Regions from separate parts of the Mus musculus genome. Here region 1 is linked to region 2. A link is a contact called in ENCODE Hi-C or POLR2A ChIA-PET data. All regions are on one chromosome and are shown on one strand. Each heading gives the region's core, a stretch centred on a gene start or an enhancer-like site at or near the end of the contact. The rest is flanking DNA. Distances are from core to core; before and after follow the strand shown.

Region 1 (3,489 bases), core at 414-2,913, 2.8 Mb after region 2:
TGAGAGAGAAACTTCCTAAAAGTTTCTTTCAAGAAAGACAGAAATGAACTACACCAAAAATACCTTCTAAAACCAAAACAAGAAAGTTCAACAACAGACAAACAGCCTAGCTATACAACTCCTGCCCAGAAACACTGCCATAATGCAGTGCTCAGTGTGGGACAGGAAGACAACTACATTATTAATGCAGTTGCAAGGTCTTTTATCACCCAGTTAAAGCCAACCGAGTCATCTTTTGGAGCCACGTGTAAATTCACAAACTTAGGCTACTACATTGATCACTAAAAGCAGCCCTTGGTGCTGACAGTTCTATAAAATACACTCCAGTCATGATATTGTGCACTGTTTATATTACACACTGCATGTTTCACAGGTAGCCTGAAAAGTGAAACAGATTATTCCAGAACTCAGTCCCCAAAGATATCAAAAAGATATTTCCAAAAACACCCAAACTACTGCTTGCTACAAGCCTCACCCAGTATTCACCTTTCGGTTACATTTCAGGTCCTTGGTTACCATGAAAATTTTTGCCTAGAAAACTTAAAATGTTTATACCAATGAATTTCCAACTCAGCGATCCTACTTTACAACAGGTTTGAAAAACATATCTCAAGTTGCTTAACTCTTGAACTGCATCCTTTCCTACTGACTTACAGTGAGGTTCCTCAGAAAACTAACAATCAAAGATTCAGAAACTCAGGAGCGAACTCCCAAGTAAGTCTCTTTCACCCGATGACGTCTTTCAACACTTGATCACCATAATACTTAGGGCATCATATATCGGTAACTAACCCTTTAATCACAAGTCTACTCATAAAAGCAAGGACTATTACAGATCATAGACTCCCAGTCATCCATTTGGGCAAGTCTTCAGGACACTGGCTCTGTCCTGAAGGCAAAGTCACAAGGGCAGCTCATCTCTGCTAGGCAATCCACACCAATTTGGTGTGCTGGCTGGAGATGCACACAGATTTGGCTGAACGAAAGCCCCTTAAGCAAAGACCCTTCTTCGCAAGGTCCAGACGACCTAAAAGGGGAGGGGCACAAAACATGGCCTGGGCCACCCACCCCCTAGGGCCAGCCTTGGTCACCTGCCAATAAACACACAACAGTCCTTCCCAGGGCTCCAGCCCGCACCTCGCTGAGGCCTTGTCCCCCTCCAGATCCTCGGAGGCATCCAGGGGTCCCGCGCCATTTGGCAGGCCCGGGTCGCTCCCGAGACGCCGGCCCGCGTGGATACCTCCTGTCTTCTCCCGGGCTTCGAACGCGGAACGGGACCTGTCAAAGGCCGCTCCTCCTAAGGCGGGGGTGCGGAGAGGCCCGCGTGGACAGTTCTCTGCCCGGGCTCGGCGTCGCGGCCTGCTCCCGGCGCCCGCGCGGGCCTCGCGCAAGAGGCGGGCCGGGCATCGCCGTCCCCCGGGCCCGGACACAAAGCGGCCCAGCAGGGAGCCCGCCTCACCTGCAGCACTGGGCGCCGCGGGCCTTCCAGAACCATCGGACCCCGCTCCGGCGCGCGCGTCACAGCCCAGGCCTCCCGGTGCCGCCCGGCGCCGCCGCCGCCGCCGCCATTTCCTGCCGCTCGCCGTCGTCTCGTTCCCGCTGTCAGGTTACTCCATTCACCTGGGCCCGGAGCCGCCCGCGCCGCACCGCGCCGCGCCCCGACCCCTCCCGCCCGCGCCTGCGGAGACTGCGCAGCGCCCTGCTCGCCCGCAGCCCGCGCTCGGCCCGCGGCGACGGCGCACAGCGGCTTGGAGAATCCCACCGGCGTCGCGCCGCCGCTCCGCGCCCCCTCGCTCGCTCGCCCCGCGGCCGCATGAAAGCCGTCCTGTGATTGGACGGAGCGCGGAGGTGAAAGGTTAACCCCGGCCCCCCAGCCACTCAGAAGCCGGGAGACAGCAGACTCGGGCCGAGGCCGCGTCGGAGGCCCAATGCGAAGACCGAGCTCTGCAACGCAGTCAGCCAGCCTGCCGGCCGGCCGGAATCCTGAACGCGCCGCTGGGGCTACGCAGTCCCAGCTCCCGGCTCCTTTCCCTTCCTGATGATGGCACACATCGCCCCCATCCGCAAGCCCCGCTGCACCGCTCTTTTGGTCCAAAGAACTGATCTCTTTGGGCAGCCCTCAAAACCAACTTGAATAACCAGAAAATGCCCGCGGCGTGCAAACTTGGTTTTATAAGGCTGAGCTTTCTGCTGCGTCTTCTTGCTGAGATCAGAGGAGTAAAGAGACCGACTTAAAGAAAACCATCTTAGTGTAGGACCCTCCCCCACCTCCGTGTAGGCATCTTGGAAAAAGACTCCGGAATAGACTGGTACTCCAGGTGAGGGATGGACGCTTCTAGCCCCGGGCTTCTCTCAGCCACTGGAAGCGCTTACCTGTCCGTCTGAACTATGTCCAACAGTCCCACGTAGTGGTTGTTACCTCTCCAAATTAAGGCTAATCTTTAATAAGTGCAAGTGATTTGTTTATTTGAATAAATACTAGTGTCATTTGTTTCAATTTTTTTATTACTGTTATTTCGAAAGTAGGTCTCACTATGTAGACCAGGCTGTCCTCAAACTCCGCCTGCCTCTGCCTCTCAATTTTTGGGTTTAAACGTGTGTGCCACGCCGGGCGTGGTGGGGCACGCCTTTAATCCCAACACTTGGGAGGTAGAGGCAGGCGGATTTCTGGGTCCGAGACCAGCTTGGTCTACAGAGTGAATTCCAGGACAGCCAGGGCTATTACACAGAGAAACCCTGTCTCGGGAAAAAAAAAAGATATTTTTTTAAAGACTAACTCCTTGTCCATTAGCAGATGTTTCTGATTTCTTTACCTTTAACTTGGAGGCAATATGGTCCATTTGTTTTGTTTTGTTTTGTTTTGTTTTGTTTTTCGACACAATGTTTCTCTGTATAGCTCTGGCTGTCCTGGAACTTGCTCTGTACACCAAATTGGCCTTGAACTCATAAAGATCCAACTGCCTCTGCCTCCCAAGCACTGGGATTAAAGGCGTGCACCACATCCTCGGCTGTCTTTCAAAAAAAAAAATGGATTTGGACTATCCCAGCATGAGGAGGAGGAGGTTACCATAGCAAAATCACAGATCAAGGCCAGCCTGAGCTACATGCCAAAGCCCTGGCACATACATATATGATATATATACTATATTTGTATCATGTATATGATGTATGTATTATATATGATATCTATCATATATATGTATCATGCTAGATATTATGTATAATGTATATGTACCATCCAATGTATAATATAATTAATATGTACTATATAATGTATATGGTATATGTGATATATACCATATCATACATATATGTGATATATATGCATGTATATATGATATATATCCATATCCACAAAAGCTCACGTTTACATATGCAGTTGGACAGTGTCCTGCTCTCAAGAACATTAACTAACAGAAACACAGCTGCAGAAGAGACTCCTCCCACATGATTCACTCAACCCACACGAGTTGCCCCTGGAAAGACCCT
Region 2 (3,470 bases), core at 654-3,153:
TGTGCACCACTGCCTGGTACTGTGGTATTTTTAAAAAAAGAATTGGGAGGCTGGGCAGTGGTGGTGCACTAAGAAGGCAGAAGCAGGAGGATCTCTGAGTTCAAGGCCAGCCTGGGCTACACAGAGAAACTGTGTCAAGAAAAAGAGGGGGGGGGAGGCAGACAGAAGGGGGTGAGAGAAGGAGGGAAGCAGCCTTGGCTTTGAAAAGCACACACCGTATCAGAGCCACACACTCTGTCTTGTCATTTATTTTTATTTTATTTTATTTTTTTAATTTTATTTTTTGGTTTTTCGAGACAGGATTTCTCTGTATAGCCCTGGCTGTCCTGGAACTCACTTTGTAGACCAGGCTGGCCTCGAACTCAGAAATCCGCCTGCCTCTGCCTCCCGAGTGCTGGGATTAAAGGCGTGTGCCACCATGCCCGGCTTGGTCATTTATTTTTTTAATATTAAAGTGATCCAATTTTTTTTTTTTTTTTGGGCAAGCTTTTAACAAGAACTGAATCTTTTGTTTGTTTGTTTTGTATTTGTTTTTTGAGACAGTCTTACTGTGAAGCTCTGGCTTACTATCCCTCTGCCTCATCCTCAAAAGTAGTTGGAGTTACAGATGTAGGCCACATGGACGAGGCGTTTCTGCGTCATAGCTAATTCATATACTCCTCACCACAGACTGCAGATTTAAGTAACCATGTCTCAAGATTGGGGCTTTTTTTTTTTTTCAGATGAAGAAATCCAAATTTAGTTGTGGCAAAGTAACTTGCTTTAAGTATAGGGTAAAGAGTCAGGATTAGCATAGTCCCCAGACAATCTGTATCCTGATCAGGCTTAAGCTCTTTTGTTCTACTCTCTCTCCTGTGTACGGAGGTAAACAGTTAAATAACTCCTCCTCTCTTTTCTTCTTTGCAGAGCCTCTCTCTCTCTCTCTCTCTCTCTCTCTCTCTCTCTCTCTCTCTCTCTCCATGTGTGTGTGTGTGAGACTTTTTAAAAACAAAAAACAACTAACCCCACATCCCACATATTTCTTAATATTTTTCTCTAACACAAGGTATTTCCCTTAAATACCACCTGCCTCTGCTTTCCAAGTGCTGGGATTAAAGTTTCTTTCCCTTTTCAAGAATAACAGACACTGCTGTGAGTCTTATTTTGCTGAGTCTTCTATCTGGATTCATGCTGGAAACATGTAGACTTTTTTTGTTGTTTTGTTTTTCAAGACAGGGGTTCTCTTTAAAGCCCTGGCTGCCCTGGAACTCACTCTGTAGACCAGCCTGGCCTTGAACTCAGAAATCCACCTGCCTCTGCTTTCCAAGTGCTGGGATTAAAGGCATGCGCCACCACCACTGCAGGCACATGTAGACTTTTTAAGAGATAATACCTTGTGTTGGACTGGACCCCACAGTTCTTTATAATTATTACAAAGTGTCACCTAAGATATGGAATGGATGGAGCAAAACCGAAACCGTTGAGATCATAACACGGACTGGAAACCAAGCAGAAAGCCTTGTTTTTAAAAGGCAAATGGCTACGTGCGGGTTTCACAATCAGGAGAGTTGGACGAGGAGACAGACGCCTGGGCGACCGCGCCCCGCTTCTGGATAGGAGCTGCATTCCCTATTGTGGGCTCAAGAGTCGGATCCTTGAGAACCCTTCCGAGTCCCCCGAGAGCCAGGCCATCAGATCGTCCCCAGAGCAGTCTTTGTAAAAGGCGTGGGGCGGGCAGCGCGCAGGGGTCACCGAAGGCGACCCTGTTTCCCCTCCATGCGAGCGTTCCCCAGAACCCTCCCGCCCGCATCACCACCACGGGTGGCGCCGGGGTCCCCAGACCCACCTTCAGCCTGGTGACAAGGCGACCAAGGACAGCCGCAGGGAGCTAGGCCACTGGCGCCGGCGGAAGCCGTGACCTAAGGAGCTGCCACTCGCCGCGCCAGCCCTGATGAGAGGGGGTGGCGTCGGCAAACCGGCGCTTCTCTCTCCCTTCTCACGCGCGAATCCCGTACATCTTAAGCTGTGAATGATCGCGACACGTTTTGAATAAGACGTGGATCCAGGCTGACAAGGTTTGCGAGCTTTTGCGCTGTCCTCTTCCCTGACCCGGTTCGTCACCACCCCTACAGATGGTGTCGCCCGGGTCGTCCCCGCCTCAGCCGCTCTGCTCAGGCCCAAGATGGCGGCCACCACACAGGGGCTCCTGCCGGCTGCTCTCCGCCGCTGAGCGCGCGCTAGCTCTGCTCGCTCTCCGACCTGCGTTCCACTAGGGGTTGGGAAGGGCGGCGGACGGTGCCGGGGGGAGATTGGCCTGGCAGGTGAGGACGGGAGACGGAAAGGAGCCTTCGGGTTGGGAGGAGGCCCTCAAGGGGATGGGTTCCCGCGTCGGCCCGGTGTCGCCCGGACGCGCTCCCGCGGTTTCGGTTGTGACAGTCTCCGTGGTTCCTGGAACAAGCGTTCCGCAAGGGGGAAGAGAAGTGACTTTTCCCCGGGCTGAAACCTCGGGGTGTTGGGGCGCGCCTATGCTTCCTCCTTGCCCTCCCTCCTGTCTAGTTCCTCTGAGCTTTCATCAGCTGGAGCTAAAAGTTAATCCGCGTCCAGCCTGGGCTCTTTCCCCTTGTACCGCCGTACTCCCCAAGCCTCCCCATCTCTGCCTTTCCCATCTTGGGCTCAGAGAACACGAGGCCAGCAGGTGCCTTCGTAGCTCCTTAATTCCAAAGACCCTTGAGAGGCTCATGCCACGCCTTGATAGAATTAACTTCTCTCGGCGCTACCACAATCACCACGTTTCCCAAGATCCCATTCCTAGTTTCCTTGCTTACGTACTTTTCAGGAAACCAGAAGTCAGGCCATATCCAGCCCCAGTACTCTGGCCCCTGTGACAAGGAGAACTTAAGCATCATCTATGCCTACTTTTCTACCCTTTAATTTTACGATTCCTTTGCCCCTTTCAAAGCCTTTCTTTACCTGAACGATTAAAGAGAGACTTCTCCCACTGTGAGCCCCAGGACTAGTCCAGATCCGTCTTTGCGTATTTCTCATTAGTTGACCTCAGCGTGAACGATCATTCTTGAGAAAGCAAGTATCTGGTATATATTCGAGATGAAGCAGAGGTAGTCGAAGTCACTGCCCTGGGGGAATTCCCGATATGGTGGGTTCAGTGCGTTCAGCACATTTATTTCTATTGCTTCGAGCACTGTGCTTGGTTTGGGAGATGCAAAGATGATCGCTTTTGGACACAATCATCATCCCTTGGCAAACACTCCTCCTGCCTCCTTTGTGCTAAGTAATGAAGCTTTACCTGGGGACAATGAAAAGCTTGCACCTGAGCCAGATCAAGAGGAATTTGCTAAGCCTGGGAGAACAAAGTTATTCCTGGGTGCAGAAGAGGGATTAAAAACTTGAGAAGGCTGAGCACTGTTGGGGAGATTTTTAACAAATCAAAAACTGGAAGAGTGGTTGGTGCAGACTGAAGGTGCAGATTAGGT

Evidence for each region. Hi-C counts contacts between places; a loop is a spot of excess contacts on that map. ChIA-PET counts read pairs that join two places held with the same protein, here RNA polymerase II (POLR2A).
Region 1: a loop to region 2 is called in a map of T-helper 2 cell, with 7 times the contacts of the local background. The contact joins the promoter of Dicer1 here to the promoter of Ndufb1 in region 2. A Hi-C loop is called at or near these places in 1 of 37 maps with a recorded cell type or tissue (T-helper 2 cell). POLR2A ChIA-PET finds 5 or more read pairs at or near these places in 1 of 5 experiments (Patski).

What each region holds. Positions count from the first base shown.
Region 1 is chr12:104,750,289-104,753,777 of GRCm38, forward strand. Dicer1 (dicer 1, ribonuclease type III) reads right to left here and starts at 1,664. Exons shown (of 27, transcript NM_148948.2): 1 at 1,460-1,664.
Region 2 is chr12:101,973,835-101,977,304 of GRCm38, forward strand. It overlaps Ndufb1 (NADH:ubiquinone oxidoreductase subunit B1), which reads right to left and starts at 1,904. Exons shown (of 3, transcript NM_001378525.1): 1 at 1,826-1,904. It overlaps Cpsf2 (cleavage and polyadenylation specific factor 2), which reads left to right and starts at 2,140. Exons shown (of 15, transcript NM_016856.3): 1 at 2,140-2,300.